Linked DNA regions of Homo sapiens: region 1 is linked to region 2. A link is an interaction called in ENCODE POLR2A ChIA-PET data of the cell type or tissue named here. Cell type or tissue: A673. All regions are shown on one strand. Each heading gives the region's core, and the rest is flanking DNA. Links, peaks and the distances in the headings are about the cores only. Region 1 has its middle 92 kb from the start of XXYLT1-AS1. Region 2 has its middle 26 kb from the start of LINC02038.

Region 1 (5,371 bases), core at 167-5,166, 1.2 Mb before region 2:
CGTGCCCACTACCTGCAAAGCTGTTCCTAAAGCCCTTACCTTATTCACAAGGAGCATGACACGAATGGCTGTGGGGCCTGGGGACAAGAGCCCTGCATACATCTGCTTGGCTTGTGTACTGCACAATTCCAGGGAGGCATCACTCACATAGGCTACAATGTATTCCACCTGCACTGTGGGTGGGTGGCCCGACTGCAGAATCCTGGACGCAGCTAAACAGTACAAGGAGGCCGCCAGGAGACCCCAGACTGGTGCTATCAGGCTTTCTCTAATTTAGGGATGTAAACATTCGCTGCACCTCTGTCAGCTGCCAACATGAAGACAATGGCATTTGGGTGGGAGGGCCTGGGAGCGGTTAACTGGGTTCTATGGCTTGGGCAAGCCATGCCAGTGTTCTGGAGACAAGAGAGAATCCCCCCACCCAACCGTCCTGAGACATATGAATCTGAGGGGCTCAGGGAGACAAGAGTTTCTGAGTAGGCCTAGAGGGCCAATGGGAGGAAAAACCAAAGCGTTGGGTGTGGGAGCCCAGGTTTAGGACCTGCAAACTGAGCTGGGTGCCAGACTCCCAGACTGGACAGTCTCCAGCCAGCTAGTGATCAGATTTTATTCTTTCACTTATGATCATTTCACATCCATTGAACCCTTTCCTTGTGCCAGGCCCTGTAGCAATGCATTATACGATCTCATTTAATCCTCAGGGCACCCTTCGAAGGTTCTTTTGTGATCCTCAGTTTAGAAATGAGGAAACGGACACGGGGAGAGGGTCAGTCACTTGCCCGAGATCACACAGCATGTACACAATGGGACTGGGATCTGAACTCAGATTCTCATTTTGAACAATCATGCTCCTCGCCTTTGCTCAGAATCATCTGAAAATAGGGAACGTTTGCTTTAGGAAAGTAAGATTAGGGGAGGTGGACATGAACGGGGTACACAGGTCTGTCCCAAACACTCTGATCGTGGCATCATTCAACTCCCTGATATCCTCCCCTTCCCTCCTCTTCTACCTCCTCTCATGCTTTTTCGTGTCACAGTCATCCCTTCCAACCAGGCTAGTCCTGACCCCCTGCCTCTAGCGAGGGCAGGGAGAAGGCTATCTGCAGACCGTCACTTTTATCTCTCCATCAACACTCGGTCTTCCCTTCCAGATTTGGTGCTATGTTCACAGCCTTCAAGAAGCCTGCACAGGTTCATGTCACTCATGTATTCATCCAATACCTGATGAGCACCTATTTTGCGCCAGGGACCATTCCAAACCCTGGGATGCACACAGGAATGAGCTGCGTGACCTACCCTTAAAAAGCTCACAGTCTAGCTGGGGAGAAGGGGAGTGGAACAGAGTAGGAGAGACCAGGTGGTCCTGCAACAGCAGCTCTCAAGCTGAAGGACCACCTGGGGATCTGATTGAAAGCTCTGGGGTGGGGCCCAATGTCCTGCCATTCCAACAAGCTGCTGGGTGCTGCTGCGGGGGCTGGGGACCACTCTATGTGTACCAGGAGCCCTGAGTATTCCAGCTGCTACCACACAAATGAATGCCTGGTGCTGGGACGAGGGGAGCTCAGATAGGGAATAGGGGTTTGGGAAGGAGCTGAGTGAGGCCTGAGCCAAGTCCTGACCTAAGTGGAGGGGAAGTGATCTCGGTTGCCTTTTGGAAATGAAATGCATTCAAAACCTCACCAAGGGACCTGGGCTGGCTCTGTTTCCATCCCAGAATGCATACTCTATTTCTTCTGCGTTGACTTGCTTTGAACAAGTCACTTGCTTCTGGGAAATGAGGAGGTTAGGCACAGAAGTTGAGCTGAGGTTCCCTCCGGCTCTAACATTTTTAGGAGGCTGTGGTTCCCACCAAAACCAGCAGATCAACTCCATTTCTTGGCACACTCCTAGAGCCTGTAGACACAAGGGACCTAAGAAATGATGCAATCCGATCTCTTCATTTTGCAAATGAGGAAGCAGAGCCCAAGACGAGGTAATTTTGCAAGATTACATGGTGGGCCTGCGGCCAGACCCAACCCCAGACTCCCAACTGCCAGGCCTCGCTCCTCCCACTGGGGACCCCGTGCTGCACAGTCCCAGGAGGCTCCTTCCCCTTGTATTTCCTCTCCCATGTGAAACCTCTCCCACGGAGTCGTGCACAGGGGTCCTGCCTTCCGTGGTCCCAGACTGTCATTCAGAGTGAGACACATAACTTGCCTGGGAGGAATTAACTAAGCTCTTCCATGAAGAGCTAGCTGCCAACCATCAAAAGAAAGTATTCCCAGCCTGCCAGATTCTCATGGAGGGAAATTACAAGTCTTAGTAATGATCATCACAGGGAGCTCGGAGTAAACACAAAGTCTGTCTCTTTTTTAATCTCAAGTGATTGATGTGAGCAGTACAGCTTCCCTGGTGCTTTAAGGATAACAAAGAACAAATGGAACTTGGTGTGCCGAGTGCATTCGTGGAGGGTGGCATGTCACTGGGTGTTGATCAGATGCAGATGTGGTACTCACACCCACATGAACACAAGGGCTCACACAAAACGCTCACGTGTATAGCTCACGCATGTACACATGCACAACTGCACCTACCCACATTCATTCCTCAGTACTCAGGAGTGATCAGGGGCAAGGCTGTATTTAGCAGAAGGTTCTGGGCACAGTGTGTGCACAACAAATGCCCATTTGGAACTCTGAAAAGCAAACCAATGCACCCTGTAAGCTGAAACTGTATCCCTTTGAAAAACAAACCCCACCTCTCCCCCAGAGGATTAACTGGGTTTACCTCATCCACTGTTTTAATTAATATAGGATACAGCTGGCAGATGGAAGGCTGACGCTTGAGTTGCATGAATGCAGAATTTCAAATATGTCAACAAGGTTTAATGGGCATTGTGATCAGAATGCTTTGGTTAAATAAACAGGTGCAGCAAGAAATGCCAATAAGCACACAGTGTGTCAGGTGTTCACCTACGGGGAGGCAACCTCCCTCCCCCTCCTGCCCTTGGCCACTGTCCAGGCCAGCCCAGCTGTGACAAAGGGATTAGAAGTCCTGCCCCAGCTCGCCCAGCCAGCAAGCCCACCACCTGCTGGCTGTCTGAGGCATCCTCTCCCCTGATGCAGCCACACCACACCCCTCCTTACTGCAAGTGAATTCTGCAGACATTAGCAAAACTTGTGGGAATGTGGCAGGAGGGCTGGGACTTGTGAGCTGGGGCTCTTGCCCTCAAGAAGCCCCCAGTCAAGCCGAGAAGACAGGTCTAAGCCCAAGAAACCAAATTCTTCTTGTGGGCTGAAGGCTTCTCTGTACTTCATCCTGCATGTTCACTGAGTCAGCCATGCCCAGCAGAAATAAGAGTTGTGTCAATGGATGTGACATTGGCCAAGTGCTCTGGGAGGGAGGGAGATTTCATCTGCTGGAAAAATGGGGAAGGCTTAACTTTGGTGGTCTTTGGGTTGGACCTTGGAGGATGGGAGGAAGTCAAAAGAGAAACTTGGGAGGGGAGAGAGGCAAAGGGAACTCAGAGGTTGGAAGATGTCTGCACAAAGGCAAATCAATGGTTTGACTCAGGGGTCAGGGCTTGACATTGGGAGGGAGGGGGAGGATAGAGAAGCATCCCTGTTGAAGCCAGAGGAGAAGGTGGTGTGGATCACACAGAGACCTGAACAGCCTGTAGAGGAATTTCAGCCTTACTCTGTGGGGCAATTGGGAGCTAAGAAAGGCAGCTTTACACAGACCAAGGCCGGCTAGTCTTGAGTCTGCGGTTGTCACTGAGTAGCAGGGATTGTGGCAGCATGGAGGCGCAGGGTTAGGTGGCAGGAGCATGCCCACATCACACTCATGCCCCTTTATATTGACTAACACTAAATTCGCACTGTGATGGAGATGGCCCACTGGCCCAGGTGGCCGTTTGGCAGATCCGTTTCTTTTCCTCTGCCTCTATTGAAATGTACATGAACGTGATTGAGGATAACTGCTCCGAATCAGCACTGTCTGGCTCAAGAATATGTCTGGGGAACCCCAGGAGCCCTTAGCCCCTCGGTTTGAGAAATACTGTCCTAGCTACTCTGCTATTCCCCTCGGCTTACAAAGACCACCAGAGAACTCCAGATCTATATCGCAGCTTTTTGGTCCAGGTCAAACTGATTTCACCACACTGCTTTTGCAGTTATGTCACTGGCCACGTTGAGGGGCCTTATAAAGAGGTTAATGTGTTCCCTGAAAAGATTCTGTTGAGAATGTGCTCTAACATGCCAGCATTCCTTCACTTTAAAGACCTAAGTGAGAAATGCCTCAGGCCCTAGAACCAAGAAGAGTTGATGCTTTCCTGAAAACTGGTCTTTTCTTACCATTATCTTGGTCTCAAAACTGATCACATTTTCCTCTCTGCATTGGCTGGTAGGAAGCTCAGAAGCAAAAATATGGCTCACCTTTAACAAAGTGCATAGGACCTTACCATGCAGCTTAGAGGCTAATTTTATTTTAGTGTCCTCACTTTACTCTTCTTTCCCATCCAATTTCTTTGCATAAGTCTTTACAATCCTATGCCAAATTTATTTTTGTGAGCCACCAAGAATCATATGAAGTGGGGCATAACAAAATCAAAATTAATCAGGACTCATGGGCATTAAACTGGAAGAAATTTTAGAGAGAATCTAGTCTAACTCCTTAAATTACAGACAATGCAATTAAGACTTTGAGAGGAGTAGCGTGTCAGGCTGCCTCAGTGAGCCTGGGGTTTTGGGGAGAGCCTGGATTTCCACCTGGGTACCCTGATCTCACCTTTCCTTTCTGGTGTGCCTCCAAACCAAAAAATCTAGAAGACTTTTCTAACTCTTGCATGCAGTCTCATGAAACCATCTCTGTTTGAAATAATCAACCCATCCTGTCACTCTAGCTTCCTCTAAGGGATTCTCCTTGCATCACCAGCCAGGTTAACATACCCCTATGCTCTCTAGCCAAAGCCGGGGGAAGGCACCATCTTCTGCACTGCAGTGGGCAGGACCCGGACATTGAAAAAACATCCTGTTTTATGTAAGATCGTTCTGATGTGTACTCTAGACCTTGAAGTGAGCTGGTTGTCAGTGGTGATTAAAACTCAATGCAGAGGATGCTCTATTTTACCATCCAGAGGAAGGGCGGGGGACAGGTATTTTATAATAAACCTTGAGAGAGAGATTGCGAGAGAGATGGGGATGACAGCTTTTCTCCTGTGTTGACTCCCAGGCAGCAGTGAACCAGCCCCTCTGCCTCATTTGGAAACTGTAAACACCCAGCGGCATTATCAGAAATTCACCAGGGATGAGATGTCTAGTGAAGAAGTAGTTGGGTGGAGGGGACAGTCAGTGATTTTTTTCTCTTTTTTCCCCACAGCACTCTTTTTAAAAAC
Region 2 (5,371 bases), core at 234-5,233:
TTAATTTAAAAATAATTACCATCTTTAATTAAAAACATTGAGACCTCCAAGCAATAACATGGCATATCTCTCTGTTTATTCAGGTATTCTTTAATTTCTCTCAGCAATATGTTGTAGTTTTCAGTGTATAAGTCTAAAATATCTTTTATTAAATTTATTCCTAAATATTTTTATGCTACTGTCAATGGAATTTCTGAAGTTTTATTTTTTGGGTTGTTCTTTGCCGGCATATAGGAATACAATTGATTTCTACATATTAACCTTATATTCTGAGACACTGTCGAATTCATTTATCAGTTCTAGTAGCTTTTTGAAAATTCCTTAGGATTTTCTACATATATGATCACATTGTTCACAAAAAAATGGTTTTATTTCTTCTGTTCCAAGGTGTATGCCTTGTTTTTTGCATGACTTATTAAACCGGCTAGGACCCCCATACCATGTTGAATAGAAGTGGCGAGACAGAATTTTTAAATGAGGTTATTTTACTCTGTGAGGATCCCAGGTGGTCTCTGACAGAGCAGTTCCAATAGAACTGCAGGGCAGAACCAGGCTGCTGCAGATGAATATGCGAGTGGGAACTGAGAGAATTACAGCTGCTGGGTGTTACCACTCATGAAGCTTGACTGAAGAAGGCAGGCAAATGGGTAAAGCACATTCCCTGTTCTCAAGAGGCCCGAGTATAAACAGGGAAGTTCTAGACATGCATTTCTTCAGCTCTGCTGCTGCCTTCCTCAGTCCAGCCACCTTCTCCCACCTGGAACTTCAACAGCCACTTACCTCCCCTTCCGGTTTCTATTCCCCCGTCCCATTTTCCAGTCCATTCTAACGAAAGTCAGAGAATACCTCTTAAAGTAAAAATCAGATTATATTACTCCTGCACTCAAAACTCGGCAACCATGGCCATCCAGGCACTGCGCGGCATGGCCCACCAGTCCCCCGTTCCTCGCTATGCCCCTGGCACACCATCTCGCCTCCTCTTCCTAGCAATTCTTTAGCCAGCTCAGGCTTTTTACAAAGCCTGGCTTCAGGGATTTAGGACAAAAATGTACCTGAGCAGAGATGCAGGTGCAGAGATGTGAATGCAGGTGCAGCCTGTCAACAGATGGGCTCATTTGAAAGAGAAGCCGAGTGAGGCTGGTCCAGGCTCCCCACGGGGATGAGGCTGCAGTACTTACCTGCCCATAGGGCTGTTTAGAGTGTAGATGCATTGCTTGAATGGCTATTTGGTCTCTAGTCTTCAGGTTAATGTGGTTTGTCTCACAGGCTCTCTACAACCTTGCACCTCGACGTGTGGTCTGTGGACCAGGAACATTGTCATCACCTGGAAGCTTCTTGGAAACGTAAAATCCTAGGCCACCTCCCAGACCGATGGAAGCCACATCGGCATTTTAACCAGACACCCTGGTGATTCCATGGTGCATTCTTATCCACATTAAATTTTGACACCCCATAAAAACTCACTCTTCTGAAGCAGAATTCACCTCTCTCTAGTAAAGAACTTTAATTTTTATAATGTGTCAATGAATGAAAATGTAAAACCTAGTAAGAGAAAATGGAAGGACTTGTTCATACAACTGGTAATTAAACAAATGGGAATGAAACTTGGCTAAGGAGAGGGGATGAAGAGGATTAAACTCATAAAAGCAAGTTGGGGGTTCAAATGAGATTTCCGGGAAGGCATCAGTTGAACTCTGCAGTGAATGGCCGACCTGTTTTCATTTGTTTAATAGCTGTTCTCATGGTTACTTCCGTCTCATAGATGCCCCATCCCTACAGTCATGCACATATTCGGTCAGTATGCTCAGCAAAAAACACCCCAGGACCAAAAAGCTTTATGGACATCAGGTTACAAGCTGTATTCTGCCCCTCCCTGCCCCCGAGCCTCTCACCATCTTAGAAAGGCAGGACCTGTGCCATCACTGAAAGCAATGGCATGTTGATATTTCCGTTTTGTTTTTTTTTTTGTTTTTTTTTTTTTTGAGATGGAGTCTCACTCTGTCACCCAGGCTGGAGTGCAGTGGCTCAATCTCGGCTCACTGCAAGCTCCACCTCCCAGGTTCACGCCGTTCTCCTGCCTCAGCCTCCCGAGTAGCTGGGACTACAGGTGCCTGCCACCACGCCCGGCTCATTTTTTGTATTTTTACTACAGACGGGGTTTCACCTTGTTAGCCAGGATGGTCTCGATATCCTTATCTCGTGATCCGCCCACCTTGGCCTCCCAAAGTGCTGGGATTACAGGCATGAGCCACTGCGCTCGGCCGGCATGTGGATATTTCAACCCAACCCAACACTACTGTTGGGCGAAGGCCTCAGGTGTCCAGGGAACAGAAGCCTTTGCAAGCTGGAGGGTGCAGGCCCCACACATTCTGCACCACCATCGGGGGTTCTCTTGTTCAGTGGTTTTACAATCTTGTTTTGTAGCCCAGTTCTGGCAATGCTGCCCAGACCATTCTCCTCTCAGGACTTCTCCTACAGTCCACCCAGAAGCAGAGCCCCACAGGATGATGACAGGTGCTTCTGACTTTGGCTTATGAACTCAGCCAATATTGTCCAAGATAAACTCTGATCTAAACAACAACAACAAAAAAAACTCAAAGTATAAAATGTGTGTCTCTACAAGCAACACCACTGTTAGAATGTCAGGGCTGAGAGACCTCATTTATTGGAACAGGCCTTCACCTGTGATCAATCACCAACAGCAGGCAGAATAGCAACGTGTTAAAGAGCTCACGTTTTGGCACCAGGCTGCCTGACTTTGAATCTTCGCAGCTGTGTGATCTTGGATTAAATGTTAACATATCTTTTCTTGGTTTCCTCATCTATAAAATAGAAATAATCATAATGCTTGCTTCATAAGGTTATTCTGAGGGTTAAATAGAACCATTAATCTACCCTGCTTAGGAGAATGCCTGGCACCCAGGACCCGCTCAGTAAATGTAGCTATTGGAATCATCGAATCCGCTGCTAGCATGGACTCTCAATGAGGGGAAGCACGAGGGGCTCGTGGGAGCTACAGCCTGGAGGAAGCTGGGGGTCAGGGAAGGCTTCAGGGGTAACTTGAAGTCTAGGAAGAACAGGCAACCTCCTGGGCTCCACATTCTACCTCTTATTTGTTCTGCTTATTATTCTTATTTGTTCTGCTGGAGTCCACGCTCGCATGTGGACACACACACATGCAACACGTCAGCAGATTTGCAGCTGTCAGGGACAGAACATGGGAACAACTGCCAGCAGCTGAGATCCCAGCCCCAGCGCGCTCACTCTGGCTGCTCCAGCTGTGAGGGCGGAGGAAGACTGGAGCCAAAAGTCAGCCTCCCCCACCCCTGAGAAAATCTCCCCAGATTAGGCAGCTGCCTGCTCTCCCTCCTCCTCCCCCTAGGCTCTCAGCTGGAGGATGGGAAGATGGATAGGGAGGCGAGGAGCCTGAGGCCAGGAAATTGGGTCTCTTTATTCCCATCTTCCTGGAGAGTGAGCAGGAGACCCCCGCCCCAGGATCCCAGAGTCTAGCCTTGCCTACAGCTGTTCTGCTTTTGCAGCCAGGCATCTGTCCGGCTCCATTGTCCCTGGATGTGGGTGAGGAGTGGGAGGAGTCAAGAGCTGCCGTCCAACTCTAACAGTGCTTCTCAGCCGCGGCTGCACTTCGGAGTCACTGGGGAGCTTTGGCTTGGGCCACGCCTCAGAAGAACTGAAGCAGAATCTCTGGGGGTAGGGCCTGGGCTCTGGTATTTTTTGGTAAAACTTCCTGGGTCATTGTACTGAGTACCTAGGGTTGAGAAAGATGGACAGATAAGGAAAACTAGCTTGCAGGAGTCATAAACCACAGACCTTCAGATCCGAATGGAACTTTGGAAACTGTCGGCCCAACACCCTTTTCTTTTCTTTTCGTTTCTTTTCTTTTCTTTTTTCTTTTTTTTTTTTTTTTTTTTTTCTGAGACAGAGTTTGCTCTTGTTGCCCAGGCTGGAGTGCAATGGCACTATCTCGGCTCACCACACCTCTGCCTCCTGGGTTCAAGCGATTCTCCTGCCTCAGCCTCCCAAGTAGCTGGGATTACAGGCATGCACCACCACGCCCAGCTAATTTTGTATTTTTAGTAGAGATGGAGTTTCTCCATCTTGGTCAGGCTGGTCTCGAACTCCAGACCTCAGGTGATCCACCCGCCTCGGTCTCCCAAAGATTACAGGCGTGAGCCACACAGCCCGGCCACCAACACCCTTATTTTCTAGACGGGAAAATATAAGGCCTGGGGAGGAAACATGATAAGCCTAAGCTGAGTGAGCTGTGGCAGAGCAGAGAGAGAACCCACGCGTCCTGATTCCAAGTCCAGTGTTATTTTCATGATGTGTATCACGACACATTTTAGAACTGCCCCTTGAACACTTATGCCTTGAAGGATAGTGCTTTAATAGTTGCTACCAAGAGTACAAAAATGACATGGCACCTGACATCAAAGAGCTGGACAGAGCAGCAGACATGAGCCACTGAATGTCATCACCTGGCCTTGGGCAGACAAGGGATTGCTAGATGAAGGCCCACGCTTGCCACCTCATTCTCCCCACCTACCCAGCTGTGGAACTTAACACTTACGGCTGCTACCAGTACAGCAATCTCACGCCTAGGCCTGTGCTAGAGGAGTCCAGCACTTTCTAGGACCATGCCCATGCCCATGGGCAAGGAGCCCAACAAGTCAAGGGCATACGGCTACCAGGAGCCTGCATTCCTCAGTCTAGTCCTTACCCTGAGCATCTGGAATTCCCTGTCAAAACACCACTAGCCAGGTCTGGGGCCTACATGGGTCTTTCCTCAGATTTGTTCTCCCAAGTATGGATTGTACAGCCAGCGTGTGTACCCCTAGGCCCAGGATATGCTGCCAGTGCGTGCACCTCAAAGCCTAGGGACCACCAAGGGATATATAACCAGCATGTGCACCCACCCCTAAGCCCGGGGGCCACCGAGGGATACACAGCCAGTGTGTGCACCCCTAGGTCCAGGGGCAACACAGGATATTTGCATTCAAGGGATTTGGAAGAGGACCTGGGCTTCTGAGCTGGGTGCCCTGCTGTGTCCAGATGGGGATGCATAATGGTCCTTGTGGGCAAGGACATTGCTGGGGAAGGGAAGGGAAGGGGGTTGGGCATGGGCTAGGGGTAAGCTCCCCTTTTGAGAATTCTAAATTAGAACATGGGCTTCATGTTATTATAAAGATCTATTTGTCTTGGCTGAAGGATAAAATATATTTTAGTTAATAGTTTTAGGCTTATTTTATAACTTTTAAATAATAGATTGATTAATTTGCATTCTTGCCCCAGGCTCTGCAAATGTTAGGGCAGGCCTCTAGCCCACACTTTATCTTTGTGTGTATTAGAAAAC

The links. ChIA-PET counts read pairs that join two places held together with the same protein. Peaks named below come from ENCODE experiments on the same cell type or tissue, not always from the same donor. Only the 100,000 strongest peaks of a DNase experiment are listed, where the experiment ranks them.
Region 1: POLR2A ChIA-PET joins it to region 2 with 5 read pairs; 1 of 35 experiments calls an interaction of 5 or more read pairs at or near these places.

Annotation. Positions count from the first base shown.
Region 1 is chr3:194,999,811-195,005,181 of GRCh38, reverse strand. No RefSeq gene overlaps it. Among named protein-coding and RNA genes, the nearest start is that of XXYLT1-AS1, 92 kb to the left of the region's middle. In A673, for the core only: CTCF peaks have their summits at 2,874 and 3,079 (motif pointing left); DNase peaks (open chromatin) are centred at 2,071, 2,371, 2,751 and 3,061; H3K4me3 peaks cover 836 bases; H3K27ac peaks cover 2,876 bases.
Region 2 is chr3:193,815,066-193,820,436 of GRCh38, reverse strand. No RefSeq gene overlaps it. Among named protein-coding and RNA genes, the nearest start is that of LINC02038, 26 kb to the left of the region's middle. RefSeq lists enhancers at 378-1,005, 1,006-1,634, 4,434-5,345. In A673, for the core only: no CTCF peak of the experiment used is centred there; DNase peaks (open chromatin) are centred at 3,336 and 3,586; H3K27ac peaks cover 1,524 bases.